Regions from separate parts of the Homo sapiens genome. Here region 2 is linked to region 1. Evidence: chromatin loops called from intact Hi-C (ENCODE). Cell type or tissue: ovary. All regions are shown on one strand. Each heading gives the region's core, and the rest is flanking DNA. Links, peaks and the distances in the headings are about the cores only. Region 1 overlaps MAMDC2 (MAM domain containing 2). Region 2 overlaps MAMDC2 (MAM domain containing 2).

Region 1 (5,385 bases), core at 129-5,128:
TCTTTTTTTTTTTTTCTTTAAGTTCTGGGATACATGTGCAGAATGTGCAGGTTTGTTACACAGGTATAAATGTGAATGGTGGTTTGCTGCACCTATCATCCCGTCATCTAGGTTTTAAGCCCCGCATGCTTTAGGTATTTGTCCTAATACTCTCCCTCCCCTTGCGCCCCACCCCCAACAGGCCCCGGTGTGTGAAGTTCCCCTCCTTGTGTCCGTGTGTTCTCATTGTTCAACTCCCACTTATGAGTGAGAACATGAGGTGTTTGGTTTTCTGTTCCTGTGTTAGTTTGCTGAGAATGATGGCTTCCAGCTTCATCCATGTCCCTGCAAAGGACATAAACTCACTCTTTGGTATTGCTGCATAGTATTCCATGCTGTATATGTGCTACATTTTCTTTATCCAGTCTATCACTGATGGGCATTTGGGTTGGTTCCATGTCTTTGCTATTGTAAATAGTGCTGCAATAAACATATGTGCCAGATGCACTTCTTATATGTCCATGGTCCGTAGGTTAATTTATTGTGGAGAGAACAATGCAAAAGGCCAGAGAAGGAAGGTAAGTTGGGACACAAATCTGCGAACTGGGGTTTCATCACAGGAGAATCAAATCTGGAGGTAGTTGGAAAAGTCTCCTTGTCTCTAAATATCCCCTTTGCTGCCTGAAATAGTTTCTGAGGTTCATGCCTTTGATTTACAGTATTAAGTCCCTAGATGTCCCTGATTACAGTTCGAGTGTCTCTATTTCATGGCCACTTTAAAATATGCTTTATCTCCACTGGACACAGAATAGGTAAGTTTTGACCAGGCATTGTGTTGGCTTGGGTTATTTATCCCAATGGCAGTTTCCCCCAGGGAATGCCAGGTGCACCATACAGGGCATCGGGCACTGAAACCCAGTTTTGTCTACTTTCTCATTTTGCCCATGGTTGTCCTGCTTTCTTGATCTCCCTCTATTCTTTTTGTAGAATATTTTAATTTTCCCTAACTTGTCAAGGGAAGTGATACTATGTCAGACTCAAATTTGAACTCACTTCTAAATCTTAAGTTTGAATTGAATCCGGCAAAGAAGGGATCTGTTTTTGTTTTTTGTTTTGTCTCTTTCAGAAGGAGTCTCACTCTGTTGCCCAGGCTGGAGTCCAATGGCGTGACCTCGGGTCACTGCAAACTTCGCCTCTCGGGTTCAAGTGATTCTCCTGCCTCAGCCTCTGGAGTAACTGGGGCATGCACCTGTAGTACCATCTACTCAGGAGGCATGTGCTACCACCCCAGGCTAATTTTTGTATTTTTAGTAGAGATGGGATTTCACCATGTTGGCCAGGCTGGTCTTGAACTCCTGACCTTGAGTGATCCACCCGCTTCGACCTCCCAAAGTACTGGGATTACAGGCATGAGCCACCGCGCCCAGCCAGGGTTCTGTTTTATCCTGTGAAAATCTTTCTCCATTCATTTATCCTATAAAAAAAATCATCTTTATTCACAGCTCAGAGGATCTGGAAACCCCTTTGAGCAGCAGTCCTCAGCTGAAATCGGGGCTGCTTATTCCATTTTCCTGATGCCAGCTGTGGGGGCAGAGGTCCTTTGCCCTGAGGATTCTTGGAGACCATGCGGTTGGCCTTGCATCCAAACAGGCACAATTCAAAAGAATCATTGAGTGGATATTGGCTTCATTCTCATTTTTGGACATTGTGGCTTAGCACCTTTAACTGAACTCTGTGAGGAAGCCACTTGAGGAGCTGAGGCAGGGTAAAGCCAAGTCTAGGTGTTGCCCCTTAATTAGGAGTTTGGAACACTCAGCTACCTGGAAGAGGAAGGCAGCTGCAGAAATGTCTCAGGTGAACAGGAAGTAAAAAGAGAAATTGAAAGCACTTGTTGCAGAGAAGACCTACATTGTTTTTCCATGGTAGGAGTCAGGGTTTGAGAAATCGCCTAATACAGAAAAAGGTTGGATGGCTTTTGTACCCAGGAGTGAGTGATAGCATCTGAGGCAGGCAGGTGGGCTACAGGGTTGGGCATCATGAAGGGGTGGGGTGGGGGCATGGTAGAATGTCCCGAAATCACGTGTAAATACATGTGTGTTTGTCTCTCTGATACCCTTTCCTTCACCCAAACTTGTCCCTTCTCTTTTAAGGACACTCTCAGCTCCTTGGCCATCTGCGTTTCAGTTCTGCACTCAGTCATGTGCCAGTTATTATTAACAGTGATGAATCCTGCCTGCTATTTCTTGAGGCTCAGCTAGAGCCACAAATCTGGCAAGGATCCCAGGTTCCTGGGAGAGGAGAACCAGTCTTCTTCCTGCAGACTACAGCTCCTTTCCTGATTTTGGAGGGCTGATTCAGCATCCCACCCTGGCATCACAAAGTTCATAAGGCCAGGGACGAGTTATGCTCATCTGCATGGGGCTACTTGGTCCTGCATTATGTCTGCAGGTTGTTCTTAGAGCTCTCTAAGCAGAAGTACAATCCCCACATTGTATGGGGGCTGGAAATCGGCACAAGTCAGGGATGTTCCTTGACACCCTCTGGGAGAGATGGTCGACCCCAGAAATGTGACCTAGTTACACTTGCAGTATCACATGCCATTTCCCGCTGCTGCCCTGGCTGTGACTGCTCTCAGGTTGAGCATGGCTGTGCTGTGCTGTGCCTGAGGGCAGCCTTGCTTCTGCCTTGCTTCCTGGGAACCCAGATCCTAGAGCTGGGCCTTGGAGGTCATCCAGTGCTGCCTCCTCCTACACAGACCAAGTCAGGCAGCCCTTGGACATTGCCTCAGCTCCTTGGCTCTCCACCAGTTCTTTTTCCTCCAGCATTGGAGGAAACATCCCTGTCTCCACTCTGGGTTCTAAACTCTGAAACTTTGTTGTGTTGGAAACTCTTCATCAGAGAGCTAATTATATTTCAGACATGTGGAAGAACTCAGATTCCAAAGATGCAGTGTTTGGGGCCAAACAAAGCCACAAAACACTACATTTTATGCCATACCATGTAACATGTATTCACTCTTTCAGATGTATAGGGATCCCACCCGTCTGTGATCTTCAGCGTGTAGAAAAGAGCCTGGCACATAGCAGGTGCTCGATATATATTTGTTGAATGAAAGAACCTGTTGAATGACTGTATTAGATCACAAACATATCCTTAAGTGTTTTCCTACGTGCTCCTGGTTCATTCTGCCCCTTCAAAGGTAGTTCCTTATCATGAAGAACGGCTTAAGCCTCGTGGTTAGTATAAGCTCTGGAGCTGGGTGACTTGGATTAGAATCCAGGCTCTGCTCTTTCAAGCTGTGTGGGCTTGGGAAAGTCATTTATCCTCTCTATGTCTCAGTTTCCTTGGCTATAAAATTGAGATAGTAAAAGTACCTATCACATGAGATTGTTGTGAAGACTATATACATTAATACGTTTAACACAGAGTGAGCACTTTATACATGTAACCTGATGTTATTCTTACTATTACTTGATGTGTCTTTTATCAACATCATAAACTTTATAAATAAACATTAGTTTTTCTAACTCAGACAGCTTTCCAAAACAGCTTTTGGGGACCTAAGGAGAGTGTGGTTTTCTTTTGCTTATAGTTATGCCATCTACTCTTCATTCCAACCAGAGAAAGAACCTTACTTTTCTTATTTGGCTCTAGTTTAAGCACTGGTAAGCCTTATCTCACTTTTGTGTGGCTGAACAAGGTGTGGATATAAAGTAATAACACTGAGTTTCATACTTAGTGTGTAGTCTATCCCAGCAGATGATACATTTTTCTCTATAAATTATTGGTTGTTGTCAAGAATGCTTTGCTTTCTGCTTCATTATTCTCCCACCCCAGCCTGCTAGTGCCTCAGCATCAATTGGCTCCATTAGTGATGGTGCTGGTGCCTTCTATGATCTCTCATCTCCTAAGTTCTTGGACAAGATCCTAACCCTTGGCCTTCCTGTCAATCAGTCTGGGTGCTTGAGTTCTCTTGCCTGACCCCTCCACTTGAGATTTAACCCAACTGGGGTGGTAATATCTGCCTGCTAAGCCTCTACTGGCTTCTGTGGATGTAAGCTGTGTCTGGGCAGCCTCCTCCTTATGAAGGCCAACACCCCATCTGGTTTCCTCCCTACTCAAATTAGAGTTGCTGAATGGGAAGTGGCTACCCAAATCCTGGCCTGATCCCTAATAAGACACCTAGGGATTTTTAGGATGTTTCCCATACCATAATTGCAGAAGTCAGCTAATATGTGGGGAGGAAAAAAATAATTTTTGTCAGAGGACTTTATGCTTTTGTTGCCATCTTCAAATCTTTTAGCCTATAGTTACCATGTTTTGGTAACTTGTATCTTGGGGTGTAATATTCATTTAAATATTTTGGTTCTTAAAATAACAGAACCTCTTTGGTAGATCACCCCAGCATCAGTCTTACTTCTATATCTTTTCAAACTATTAGGTTTTGAAGAAGTTGAGTGAAATCCATTTATGTTAGTAGAGGTGATGGGTATCCCAATAAGTAGAGCTAGCAGGTAGTTAAACTTGTCTTGGGTATCCTTGTTGGTCAACCCTGATTTTTGTGTCTAACAACTATCCCAGCACTCTCCTTCAATTTTTCTTATGCTTTTCTTAACCAACTAAATCATATAAATGTAGTTATGCATTCAGGTCTAGGTTCTTGGAGTGTTTGATTACATATCCATCTATTTATATCTATTTACCTATCTAGATAGATAGAGATAGATAGATAGATAGATAGATAGATAGATAGATAGACAGACAGATAGATAGATATAGTTTCACCTACAGAATGGTTCTCAGCCCTGGCTGGAAATTAAAACAGGTAAAAAAAAATTTTTTTAAAGCTATATCCAGGTCTTACTCCAAGAGGTTCTGATTTATTTGTCCAGAAATGGGACCAGACTTGGCATCATTAAAAAACAACACACACTAACAGACTCCCTAGGTGATTGTGATATGTGTCCATGGTTGAGGAATGTGTATTGGAATGGCTTTCAACTCCCCAGCTTCTCCAGATGTAAGAAAGAAGAAATGCCCTCGTCTTAAGTATCTTTTGATGATTAGCAATTACCCACAGGCTAATGTGCAAAATGCCTTGTTTGGCATTCAAGGCCCTTCACAGTTTGCTCCAAATTACATTTCTCCTCTTCCTTCCCATTAATCTCTAATGTGCTGTTCATTCAACATGCCCTTTACTTACTTGCTTCTTGTTTTATTTGCAAAGTTCTCTTTACCTGTATAATGCTGCTTTTCTATTCTCCTGTCCCATGCTCATCTATTTAGGTTCCACCTATGCTTTAAGGTCCAGCTTTTTCTTAAAACATTCCATAACTTTTCCAGATGAAAACCCTCCCTTCCCATGGCTCTCTGCACTTTCCACTGTGTAAGTCTTCTTATTGGCAT
Region 2 (5,385 bases), core at 52-5,051, 51 kb after region 1:
AGATTTGCTAACATCCTTTTAGGGAGTGGGGAGGTGCACTATAGATCAATTGTAAGACATGCCCTAATTTTAGAAATCTTGACATGTTTAAAAGTCTTTTAGATTTGAGGCACTGCAGTAGAAAAATTAATCAGATTATTGTGTTATCAGTAGAAATAATATTTGTGGAGAAGCCCAAATGAAAGTCCATATAGATTTATCCATACCTTCAGGATCCCACTATAAGGAAAAGGAAGAAAAGGTTGTTTTCCTGCTGTAAGAAAATGATATTATGAAAAGATAAATTAATAAAGGAGGCAGAAAAGGAAATATTTGGAGACAGCCTGGTGCAGGGGAAAAGGCATGGACTTTGTGCCTCAGCTTGGTTTACTAGCTGTTTCCTTGAACTGGTGAATTAATTTTTGTCAATCTCTGTTTCCTTATTTGTAAAGTGGCAATTTCTACATCATAGGATCATTTGACAGGCTTAAGGGAGAAGAACATGTGTGAAGAATCTAGTACCCAGAGTACAACAAATGTTAGTCATTTTTGAATCTTTGTTTCTTACCAGATGACTTGAGCTGAAGTCTTAAAAGTTATGTTCATCATTTTATTAAAATTATGATTAATATAATTAGCGATTTATTAAACAACACAAAATAATAGTAAAATTGGAAACTTCAAACAGAAGATGAGAATACTTTATGTGAGTCATAAATATTTGTGATTTTTTTCTTACATAGTTTCAGATCAGACCATTCTCTGCCAGAAGTAATCAGTAGATTTATAAATCATTGTGAATCTGATTAATTGAGAAAAAAACTCAGATATTAATAGTCCCAAAGATTAAAAAATCATTTTACATTTAAGGAGTGCTATATTATTTATTTTCTAATAACACGATCAACTTTGAGAACCCCATACCCATTGTATTTTCTATACATTTTGAGAAATTTGACTTTTTCATTTTTTTGAAAGTCTTTGATATGCAAAGAAAATAACACTCCTTCAAAATGTAAGCTGATGGCTTATACATAATTGAGGATGCAGTTCCACAGAGGCATCTTCTCTCCACGATAGAAATCTGTTCTTTGCAGAAACTTCATGAACATTTGCTGGATGCTTTGCATGTATTATTGTCCAGGCTGCTTTGATTATCTAGTAGATCCCAGAGATGACTGTCATAGCATAAAAAGACATGCCCATAGCAGTAGAGCAGGCACTAGGGAGAATAGATCCAGTCACAGATACTTGGAAGATCTTCTACATAGGGGGCAGAAGTTGGTGTCAGAAAGGTAGGGCAGGCCAGGCGCGGTGGTTCACGCCTGTAATCCCAGCACTTTGGGAGGCCGAGGCGGGTGGATCACCTGAGGTCAGTAGTTCGAGACCAGCCTGGCCAACATGGTGAAACCTCATCTCTACTAAAAACACAAAAATTAGCTGGGCGTGGTGCCGGGTGCCTGTAATTCCAGCTACTTGGGAGGCTGAGGCAGGAGAATCGCTTGAACCTGGGAGGTGGAGGTTGCAGTGAGCTGAGGTTACGCCACTGCACTCCCGTCTGGGTGACAGAGCAAGACTCTGCCAAAAAGAAAGAGAGAGAGAGAGAGAGAGAGAGAGAGAGAGAGAGAGAGAGAGCACAAGCACAATGGGCAGCAGGTAGAACAATAGCAACTGGTATCAAGGAGGTCCAAAGTGAGATGACGAGGTGGGGTAACCATCAGAAGAGGATGCTGATCATCTAACTGGACATAGGAGCACTAACATTTATTAAGAACTTGGCTCTGTGCTAAGTACTTACATTATCTTATTTAATCTTAAAAGACTACAAAATTGGTATTTTAACATCCTCACTTTACCAAAGAAGAAAGTGAGTTTCAGATAATATAATTAACTTGCCCAAAGTGACATTGTTTCTAAGTGGCGTGGCCAAGATTTGAACCAACATCAAGTTGATGTGATAGCCACATTCAACCACTCTACCATACTGTGTCCACAGCAGGACCTGATCCAGGGAGGCAGACAGTTAAGGCATTCAGAAAATTGAGTGGGAAGATCCTCGTTTGAGTTCAGGGACTAGACTTCAGCCCTGGGAAGGAAGCTGCCAAAAAGAAGCAGTGTCCTTGTCTTAGATATGCAAGGCACTAAGCTCTAAACAAAAGACAGACGTAGGCATTGCTGTCAGACCTGCGTCATCAGATTTCAGCCAGAATCACATCAGGAGTAAATATGCCAGATTCCACTTGAAATGATGATTAGCCTTGGGTAAGAACCAGAGGAGCTTAGCTGTGAGGAGGGAGACTGCTTAGCATGGCTAGCCAGGATGGGCCCAGCACTAAAAGCACAAAGTTGTAGACTTTAACGTCAAAGGGCCAATTAAAGTGAAACGAATGAGGCCTGTTCTCATATCAGCACTGAAAACGTGCTGCTGGTCTGTTACCTGAACAAATATCTTCTCTGATCCATATTGGAAAAAAGTAAGAAGGCAATATACATTTCTCTCTGTCTCTGCAATAACTAAAAACTCCTGCCTTTGATGATGAGAACAGAAATTAGCAATTAACATGACCATTTACAAAGCATCTTTATATATAGTCATGCACTGCATAATGTTTTGATCAACGATGGGCATATATGATGGTAGTCCCATAACATAATAAAACTGAAAATTCCCTATAGCCTAGTGACGTTGTGATGATTCTGATCCTGTATAGGCCCTAGGCTAATGTGAATGTTTGTGTCTTTGTTTTTAACAAAAAGTTTGAAAAGTAAAAAATGTTACAATATTTAAATCATAAAAAACCTCATTAATAATAAGGATATAAGGAAAGAAAATATTTTATACAGTACCGTACAGTGTGTTTGTGTTTTAAGCTAACAGTTGTTACATAAGAGTCAAATGTTAAAATTTTTTTTAATTTATAAAGTAAAAAGGTTATAGTAAACGAAGGTTAATTCATTATTGAAAAAAGAAAAATATTTTATATAAATTCAGAATAGCCTAAGTATACAGTGTTTGTAAGTCTACAGTAGTGTACAGTAATAGCCTAGTCCTTCACATTCCCTCCCTGCTGACTCACTGACTCACCCACACCACTTGCAAGTTAGTGCCCTATACAGATGTACTATTTCTTATCTTTTATGCTGTATTTTTACTATATCTTGTCTATGTTTAGGTGTGTTTAGATACACAAGTACTTATCATTGTGTTTCAATTGCCTACAGTATTCAGTACAGTAACATACTGTTACAGGTTTGTAGCCTAGGAGTAATAGGCTGTCTCATATAGCTTACATGTGTAGTAGGCTCTCCATCTAGGTTCATGAAGTACACTCTATAATACCTGCATAATGACAAAATCACCCAATGATGATTTCTCAGAACCTATCTTCATCGTTTAGTGATGCATGACTGTACATCATTTTATCAGGTTCTCACAACAGCCCTATAGATATGAAGTCATATCTCACTTCAGTTTTACAGTCTAAAGTCAGCACAAAACGTGAAAATTATACATTGTCAAAATTGCTCTTAAGAGTTCCTTAAATTACAGAGTACAGTGTACATGGTTTTATACGTATTATGCCATTTTTATGTACAACACGGCCAATTTTTCTTTCTGCATGGAAGTATATACTTATTTAAACATTAGATGAAATAGACTCCATTTAGTGGCTATTCATATGAAAAACATATTTCGTATGTGTGTGTGTTGTACTAGTGGTTGGGTTGTTTTTAGTTGGTTTGTTTTTTTCTAAGTACATTGATTTTCCACATATTGAATGTATATGTAAAGTGGCTCTCTTCTTTTATTAGTCTCATTTTGAAAATAAAGAAGCCAGTGATTCAGTTTATGTGTGTGTCATAAGGTTTTAAACCTAGGTTATAATTTACAAATCCTGAGTAGGGTCCACTGTACCACACAGTCACCCCAGCATGATTATCACACCTGAAGGACGGGGCATTCGGCATTCATTAGCTAACAGAATTCCATGGGTGCCAAGAAGCCCCTTGTGACTTGTGCCCTGACCATGCTGCCACAGTGATGGTGTGGGACTTAGACCTACCATGCTGTGCCATGGCTATTGGAAGTTATCGATACATTGAGTTCTGGCCATGCAGATGTGTCCAGCGATTGAACATGACTTCAAGACTCAGTTATTTATGGCTTGGCTTCACTTAAACAGAAAAGCTTTTTCTGTTGTTTTCTGATGCCTGCATGTGACAAGGAGACATGTTCAGACCCCAGGGCACGTGGAGTCTGTACTTTTTGGCAAGATGGCTTAATGATTGTTTTTGATTGCTGACTTACTTTTTAAAAAAATCTATTTGGAAGTTTATGGCCCTTTTCTGACCCTTTATAAAGATTTTATCATCTCTAATAAATGTCTAGTAAATCAGTTCCAATTGCCTAGGCAGCCATATTTGAAGTGGATCCTTCCCTCTCCTCCTGATGCCATTTCTCCAACACTGCGGTTGGTAAATCTCCCCCAGATCCCTGGCCTGATGCATCACAGTCAACCTCCCAATCCCCCTGTGATTTCTGCCCTTCTTTGCCTTTTTCTCATTTGTTTTGTTTACTCTAACATCTCTGAAGCACTGCTTGGTATTCTTATTGGTTTTAAAAGATGAGAAAAGGGAGTATGTCAGCAAGAGTGGTGGAGTAAGGACCTCAGAGAATCCTCTCCCCATAAAAGCAATGAGAACAGCAAAAGAAATGGTCAAAATCAACTTTTTAAGAGCTCTGGAAATTAACCAAAGGCTTATAACATTCAGGAGCATGTATTCAAGAAAAATGAAGGAATACTGTTAAAACACTGAACTTTATGGTGTTCTGCATTATTCCCATTTTGATATTTAAATATATATGGAAATACAAGGGACCCAGAATAGTTAAAATGATCTTGAAAATGAGTATAGGTCGGAGGTCTCATACTTCCCAATTTCAAAACTTACTACACAGCTACAGTAAGGAGGACTCTGTGGTACTGGCATAAGAATAAACATAGATCAATAGAATCGAATTGAGAAGTCCAGAAATAAACCCCACATCTATCCTCAACTGATTTCAACAATGGTGGCAAGAAAATTCAACGGGCAAAAATTAGATCAAAGATCTAAACGTAAAAGCTGAAACAATAAAACTCTGAGAAAAAAAACATAGCTGTAAATCTTCGTGACCTTAAATTTGAGAATGGCTTCTTAGCTACGATGCCAAAGGCAGAAAAAAAAAAACTAAAAATAGAAAATTAAACTTCATCAAAATTTAAAAATTTTATACTTCAAAGGATACCATAAAAAAGGTGAAAAGACGGCCAGGAGTGGTGGCTCACTCCTGTAATCCTAGCACTTTGGGAGGCCGAGGCGGGCAGACTGCCTGAGCTCAGGAGTTCGAGACCAGTCTGGGCA

Evidence for each region. Peaks named below come from ENCODE experiments on the same cell type or tissue, not always from the same donor. Only the 100,000 strongest peaks of a DNase experiment are listed, where the experiment ranks them.
Region 2: a loop joins it to region 1, with 2.2 times the contacts of the local background. A loop is called at or near these places in 28 of 110 quality-filtered maps.

The regions. Positions count from the first base shown.
Region 1 is chr9:70,047,191-70,052,575 of GRCh38, forward strand. The region is part of intron 2 of MAMDC2 (MAM domain containing 2); the gene reads left to right. Among named protein-coding and RNA genes, the nearest start is that of MAMDC2, 6.0 kb to the left of the region's middle. In ovary, for the core only: no CTCF peak of the experiment used is centred there; DNase peaks (open chromatin) are centred at 2,251 and 2,711; H3K27ac peaks cover 3,062 bases.
Region 2 is chr9:70,098,411-70,103,795 of GRCh38, forward strand. The region is part of intron 2 of MAMDC2 (MAM domain containing 2); the gene reads left to right. Among named protein-coding and RNA genes, the nearest start is that of MAMDC2, 57 kb to the left of the region's middle. In ovary, for the core only: no CTCF peak of the experiment used is centred there; a DNase peak (open chromatin) is centred at 2,155; H3K27ac peaks cover 538 bases.